Regions from separate parts of the Homo sapiens genome. Here region 2 is linked to region 1. Evidence: chromatin contacts called from ENCODE Hi-C data. All regions are on one chromosome and are shown on one strand. Each heading gives the region's core, a stretch centred on a gene start or an enhancer-like site at or near the end of the contact. The rest is flanking DNA. Distances are from core to core; before and after follow the strand shown. Region 1 holds the start of PPP6R1 (protein phosphatase 6 regulatory subunit 1). Region 2 holds the start of CNOT3 (CCR4-NOT transcription complex subunit 3).

What was found. Hi-C counts contacts between places; a loop is a spot of excess contacts on that map. Pooled maps may share reads with other maps.
Region 2: a pooled map shows a loop between it and region 1 (12-fold over the local background). The contact joins the promoter of CNOT3 here to the promoter of PPP6R1 in region 1. A Hi-C loop is called at or near these places in 2 of 37 single-sample maps with no recorded cell type and 13 of 50 pooled maps.

Annotation. Positions count from the first base shown.
Region 1 is chr19:55,257,707-55,260,648 of GRCh38, reverse strand. It overlaps PPP6R1 (protein phosphatase 6 regulatory subunit 1), which reads left to right and starts at 1,632. Exons shown (of 24, transcript NM_014931.4): 1 at 1,632-2,214. RefSeq lists enhancers at 995-1,044, 1,125-1,174, 1,205-1,404, 1,410-2,384 and silencers at 1,234-1,528, 1,435-1,714, 1,845-1,944, 2,115-2,174.
Region 2 is chr19:54,136,445-54,139,574 of GRCh38, reverse strand. It overlaps CNOT3 (CCR4-NOT transcription complex subunit 3), which reads right to left and starts at 1,813. Exons shown (of 18, transcript NM_014516.4): 1 at 1,582-1,813.

The DNA.
Region 1 (2,942 bases), core at 383-2,882:
GGAGAAAACAAGGAAGCCAAATGCTGGGTAAAAGACAAAACATCTCTATAGAAAAAAGAGAAAAGGAAATGCCTCTCTGTGATGGTTCATTTCAGGTGTTGACTGGGCTAAGGGATGTCCAGATAGCTGGTAAAACATTATGGGTGTGTCTATGAGGGTATTTCTGGAAGAGACTAGCATTTGAATCGGTAGACTGAATAAAGATCTTCCCTCCCCAGTGTGAGCTGGCATTATCCAATCCATTGAGGGTCTCAATAGAACAAAGAGGGCAAAGGAGGGGTGAATTTGCTCTTTTTTTTTTTTTTTTTTTTTCTCGAGACGGAGTCTCGCTCTGTCACCCAGGCTGGAGTGCAGTGGCCTGATCTGGGCTCACTGCAACATCCACCTCCCGGGTTCAAGTAATTCTCCTGCCTCAGCCTCCTGAGTAGCTGGGATTACAGGCGCACACCGCCACGTCCGGCTATTTTTTGTATTTTAGTAGACACGTGGTTTCACTGTGTTGCCCAGGCTGGTCTCAAACTCCTGAGCTCAGGCAATCCGCCCACCTCGGCCTCCCAAAGTGCTGGGATTATAGGCGTGGGGTCTTGAACTCCTGAGCTCAAGTACAGGCAGGCGTGAGCCACCACGCTGGGCCCTTTGTTTTTGAGACAGGTTCTCGCTCTGTCTCCTAGGATGGAGTGCAGTGGTGCAATCCGGCTCACTGCAGCCTCGGCTCAAGCGATTCTCCTGCCTTAGCCTCCCGAATAGCTGAGACCACAGGCGCGGGCCACCAGGCCCAACTAATTTTTTAAATTTTCTTTTGTAGAGACGGGGGTCTCCCTAGGTTGCCCAGGCTGGTCTCCAACTCCTGGTCTCATGCCATCCTCCGGCCTCGGGCCTCCTAAAGTGTTGTGATTACAAGCGTAAGCCACCGCGCCCGGCCAATTCGGAGTCTTAAAACAAAAACAAAAACAAAAAAGTTCCTCGCGCCCACACGATTTTTACAGTAGGCCTCTAACATGGGTAGAGAGGGGAGCTATTAAAGTTGGGGAAACCGAGGCTCAAAGCCAGAGGGACCTTCATCAATCTAGACACAAGGTCTAGGAGGTCTCTTTCAGTTGATGCTATTAGAAGCTGCTTTGGGCGGAACTGGCAACACCAGCGACCCGGCCGGGACTATCGCCAGCAGACGGAAACGACTGAGGGCCTCTGAGGCTCGGAGGCGGCTAAGCGCGAGAGCCGGACGGAACGAAGGCGCCTGGCTTTGGCTGGAGCGAAAACCAGGTCTGGATTTCGCAAGAGCCCGACCCTGGAGCCAAAGCTCCACTATGATTAGAGGAGACAGAACAGCGAACGGATTTCCAAACGGAGCGAGTGGGAAGGGAAATCCTGGAGCGGAATATTCACGGGGCCTTGGAACGGAGCCGGTGCGCAGCTGCGGCTCACTGAGCTGTCTGGGTTTATTCCGGGGCAGACCGTTGGCACCAACGGGCGCAAGCGCGTCTGCGGCGGCGGGGTTCAAGAGTGGGCGGTGTCGGGAGCGCCCGGGCGCACGCGCACTGCACCGCCCAGGCGTGCACCCCGCCCCCCGCACCTGCGCACCAACACAGCCGCGGGAGGGCGGGGCCTCCTGCGTCGTCCTGCGCTAGGGGGATTGTGGGATAGTGGCGGAGGGAGCCGGGCGTCGGAGGCCCTGAGGCCGGCCGCAGAGCCCGGAGATTGAGCGGCTTTGGGGAAGGGGTGGTTAAGGAAGTAGGCCTCGGCTTCCGTCGGTCGCTGCTCGGCTCTGCGGCCCGTTTGGACCGCGGAGGAGGTCGCCTTCCCCTCCCGTGGGGCGCTCGGTTGGACTGTGGAAACCGGGGCAACTTCCCCCGTCTTCCCGGCTGAGGCGCCTGCGTGGGCCTCGCGACCCGGCTCGCCAACCCGCCTCGGCCCGCACGCCCACCTCGCCTGCGGACCCCGGAGGTGCCTACGCGGACTAGTGACGCCCCCCGCCCGTCGGCAACTCCACCCGGCGCTGACCCCCTCAACTCTGCAGGACCCGGCGCGCGAGGACCCCACGACCCGCGGGCGCCTGCGCGGACCCCGCGAGCCCCGGCGCCTGCGCGAGTCCCCGACGCCGCCCCCGCCCCCACTCACCGGGCCCCGCAGCAGGGGCCGGAGCCGCCGGCGGCGGGGCGGGGGGGGGCGCCCCGATGAGCCCCGAGTGCGAGGAGCCGCCGCCCCCCCTCGCAGGTGAGCGGCCCGCGTCGCCCGACCCTCTCTCTCCAGGGCCAGGCGCCCACGTCTTCCCCTCTCCGCGTCCCCTCAGGCTTTTCCCTCTCGGGACCCCCGCGGGTCTTTTCTGCTTCGGATCCTTTCCCTCCTTCCTTCGGGTTTCCTCTCCACGGCACCCCGTTTCTTCCCCCTCGACCCTCCCCAGTCTCTTAATCTCTTCACCTCAGCTCCGCCGCCACCCTAGTCTCAGTCTCTTGCTCTCGGCCTTTTCCCACTCGCTCTCTGCAGCTGCGCTCCCCAGTCCCTGAGCCTCAGCTCCGCTCTCTTGCCTCTCTGGCCGGTTCCCCGGCCCCCCAGGAGTCTTTCTCCCTGGTTACCCTGGACTTTGCCTGCTTACACCCTTCCCTCTCGCCCCGATCTCTGCCCCGCCACCTCTTCCGTGGCGCAGCCTCCTTAGATCCCCGGAGCTCAGGACTGGAGGAGCGGGGCTTGTTTTCACCTTGACCGACCCTCTCCCGCCTCCGGCTTCTTGTGCGAGGGACCTGGGAGCGGGGCTTCTCTGGAGCAGCCACCACTCGGGCCTGCTTCAGTGAGATGAAGCCTGCTGAGGGCAGGCAGGGAGCCTGGCGCTGGGCACCGAGGAGGGGGCATCAGCCCTAGGCCCTGCCCTGGAGGTGGGGCCGGTCCCTGGAGGGGGTACAAAGGCAGAGCCGGACAGTCACAATTCCTGCGTGTCGTGATCGAGG
Region 2 (3,130 bases), core at 564-3,063, 1.1 Mb after region 1:
AATACCAAGGATGGCAAGAACCTTATCCCTGGGGGAGGTGACACCAAGAAAGGGTCCTTACCCTGGAGAGAAGGCACAGCCCCAGAGGGAAGAGCCCCCACCTCGCAGTACAGGAACCCGGGTCTAGGAAGCTTCCTACTCTCATGGGGTACCAGCAGCGGGGCCAGAAGGCGAAACCCTTGTTCTCCAACTGCTGACACCCAGCGTAAGGGTAGATGGGAAGTCAACAAACCCACAGTGTGGGATCTGATGCAAATATCAAGGGCAGTGGGCTTCTTGGTCCTTGGAGAGCTGACACCCTAAAGGAGGAGACTGGTGTGAAGATGGAAGAAGCCTCATACTCAGGCAGGGGTGAAGGGAGGGAGGGGAGACATCAAAACCCCTCACCAAAAGGACAGGAGAGCTCACCCCGGGGTGGGTGGCCGCCCTGCACTGAGAGGCAGGGACTGCTCAGAAAGAGGGGCTGGTGCTGCCCGCAGTGGGAGCTCACTAACATGGACAGCGTGGCGGCTTAGTGTCTTTCACCAGGCACCTGAGCGCCAGGGGATCCCAGCAGCCCCCAGCAACAAGACCACAGTGGTCCTGATATCACTGGGAGACGCCCACACCCAGAAGGTCGGAGAGTCACGATGCAGGGGAGTTCAAGGCTGCAAAGCCAGGGGCAGACGCCAGGATCAAAGAAGTGTGAGAGCTGAGACCAGACGTGGGCCACACTGAGGACGGTCCTGTACCCCAGGTGGGGGAAAGCCAAACTCCCCCAAAAAGGCAGGCGCCCAGTGCAGCGGGATGGCGAGGCTGGAGCCACCCAGGGCGCTACTCGCTATGAGAGGGAAGAGCTGCAGACTACAGAGGTGGAAACTTCGGCAAAGGCTCCAACTAACGGGGAGTTTCTCCTCCACTCCTCTCCCAAGAGGCTCCCATCCGATACAGACGGGCAGCTGGAACCTGAGATCCAGGGGAGGCTGCGCTCCCGGGAGCAGTGAGGAGGGATGCGGAGGGCGGCCTCGGTCCTGGGAAGGGTGACTCCCCCACCCAGCTGGGGTCCTCGTCCCGACCACCACCCCCCCTCCCCGCCACCGTCGAGGGAGAAGCCCCGGCGCGGAGGCTGCCCCACAACGCGAAGGACCGAGGCCGAGGGGGGCAGGCACCTGAGCCCCGAGAGGGCGGGCACCTGGGACCAGGGGCGCCTCCATCCTTCCAGCCAGGAGCCAATACCGACGCGGAGAGGGGCGGGCACCTCGCGCCCGGGAGGCTTCGCACCCTCACACCCCTACCGGGGGGCCCGACGCGATGCCACGCGGGGAGGCGGCGGCGGGCGGGGCCCGGGGTCCGGGTCGCGGAAGGACCCCCGGGAGGCGCTGAGGAACGTGAAAGAGGCGCAGGAACGGGAGGGCGAGAGGGAGGGAGCCGCCCCCCGCCGGGAGCCCCGCGCTGCAGAGGCGGCGGCAGGGGGCAGGCGAGGGGAGGCCATGTCGCGACAGACGGCGGTGTCGCCAGGGCGGGAGGCGGCGGGGAGGGCGGCCGATGGCGCCGGGGGGAGGAAGGGAAGGGGTCCGGCCCAGTCGAGCCTGACGCTCTCACCACAGGAGCTGGCGCCGCCGCTGAGGAGCGTATCGCGACAGGCGGGGGAGGCGAGCGCCCGCCGCCTTTTTCTCGCGCCCCGGGCCCGGGCGCTATCGCGATAGCGGCGCGAAGCGGAAGTGGGGTTGGGGGAGTGGGCCCGGGGTTGTTCTGACGACGGGGGTCGGGGCTCAAGGGAGGCCGCGGCGTCTGCCGATGGCTCCGCGGAAGCTGACCGGGCCCGGTCCAAGATGGCGGCGGCGGAGGAGGCCTCCCCTCCTCTCTTCTCGTCTCTGGCGCCGACCCGCCCCCGAGTCCCGAATATAGGCCAGTCATTGCTCCCGCTGAACGTCGCTCCTGACCCTTGGAGGCTTTCTATTGGTTCCTGGCAGGGATGCGCCCTGCCCCCTTTCGCGGATTGGGTGATCGCTCCAAGGCGCGGCGTTCGATTGGCCTCCCGCGCAGGCTGCTAGGATTGGCTCAGGTTTTCCTCCCCGCTCCTCCTCCTCCTCCCGCCTCAGGGCACAACACGCCAGCGCGAGGACCCGAACGTCAATCAAGAGACCTGTGTCGTGCTGATTGGATGTATCCGCCCCCCTCTCTTAAAACAATTGGTCTGGGGGAGGAGCTACGACAGTCCAGGGGCGGGAAGTCGTCCGTCAAGTTTAGAGCTCTTTTTAATTGGTTGCGGGGGCATATTCTGCCTTGAAGTCATTGGTTGGTCCTGGAAGTGGGTGGGGAAAGCGGAGGAAGGCATGGAGTGTGGGCGTTAGGGGCCGCGTACCTAATGGGAGACAGACAGGTGCCTTTAAAGCGGGGGCCGAGCCGAAGTCATCTGCCAATCAAAACAGCCACAGGGCCAAGTGGGAGGAGCTGGGCAAGAAAGTCCACCCCTTTTTCTTCGTTGGCCCTAAAAGTTATCATTCATGCTAGTTGGACCAATAGCGTGGCGAGTGGGCGGTAGCTGCTCGTAGAGCGTGTGAAAGAGGGTGTATGTAGCTGGCAGAAGTGGGACTTGGTCGCAACCGTTGCGTCCCGGCCAGGTAAGCAGCTTCCCTCTCAGCTGCCTCGTCTTTCTCCAAGTGCCTCTATGTTGGCACATCTCTGAAATTCATTATTTGCTGAGTGAAAGAAGAAAGGGACCAGAGACACTGCTTTAAGTCTCTGGCACCGTGCATAGCAGAATTGGTTGGGAAGCGTGAGGCATGGAGTTTTTGTCCTGCCCCTGCCTGGTTAGGCGACCAGATGGTGGGACAGTCATTCTCCTCTGCGTCTCCGCTTCCTTAGTGTGTTGAGGACGCTGCAGAAGGTACAGAGGAGACGGGTGGCTCCCTAATGCCTGCTCGTTTCAGGTCTCAGCTCTGTTGTCTTCTTGGAGAGAAAACTTCCCTGACCTCCCTCCCGGGCGGAGCGCTCCTGCGCGCCTTGTTCGTTAGGATTTATTTTTGTACGTCTACCGTCATTTTCGTAATTATTCGGTTTCCCTGTCTGGATTTTGCATCTCCAGCACTTAGCACGCAGGAAGTAGTCAGTAACCATTTGTCAAAGGAATAGATGAATGAATGTGAGG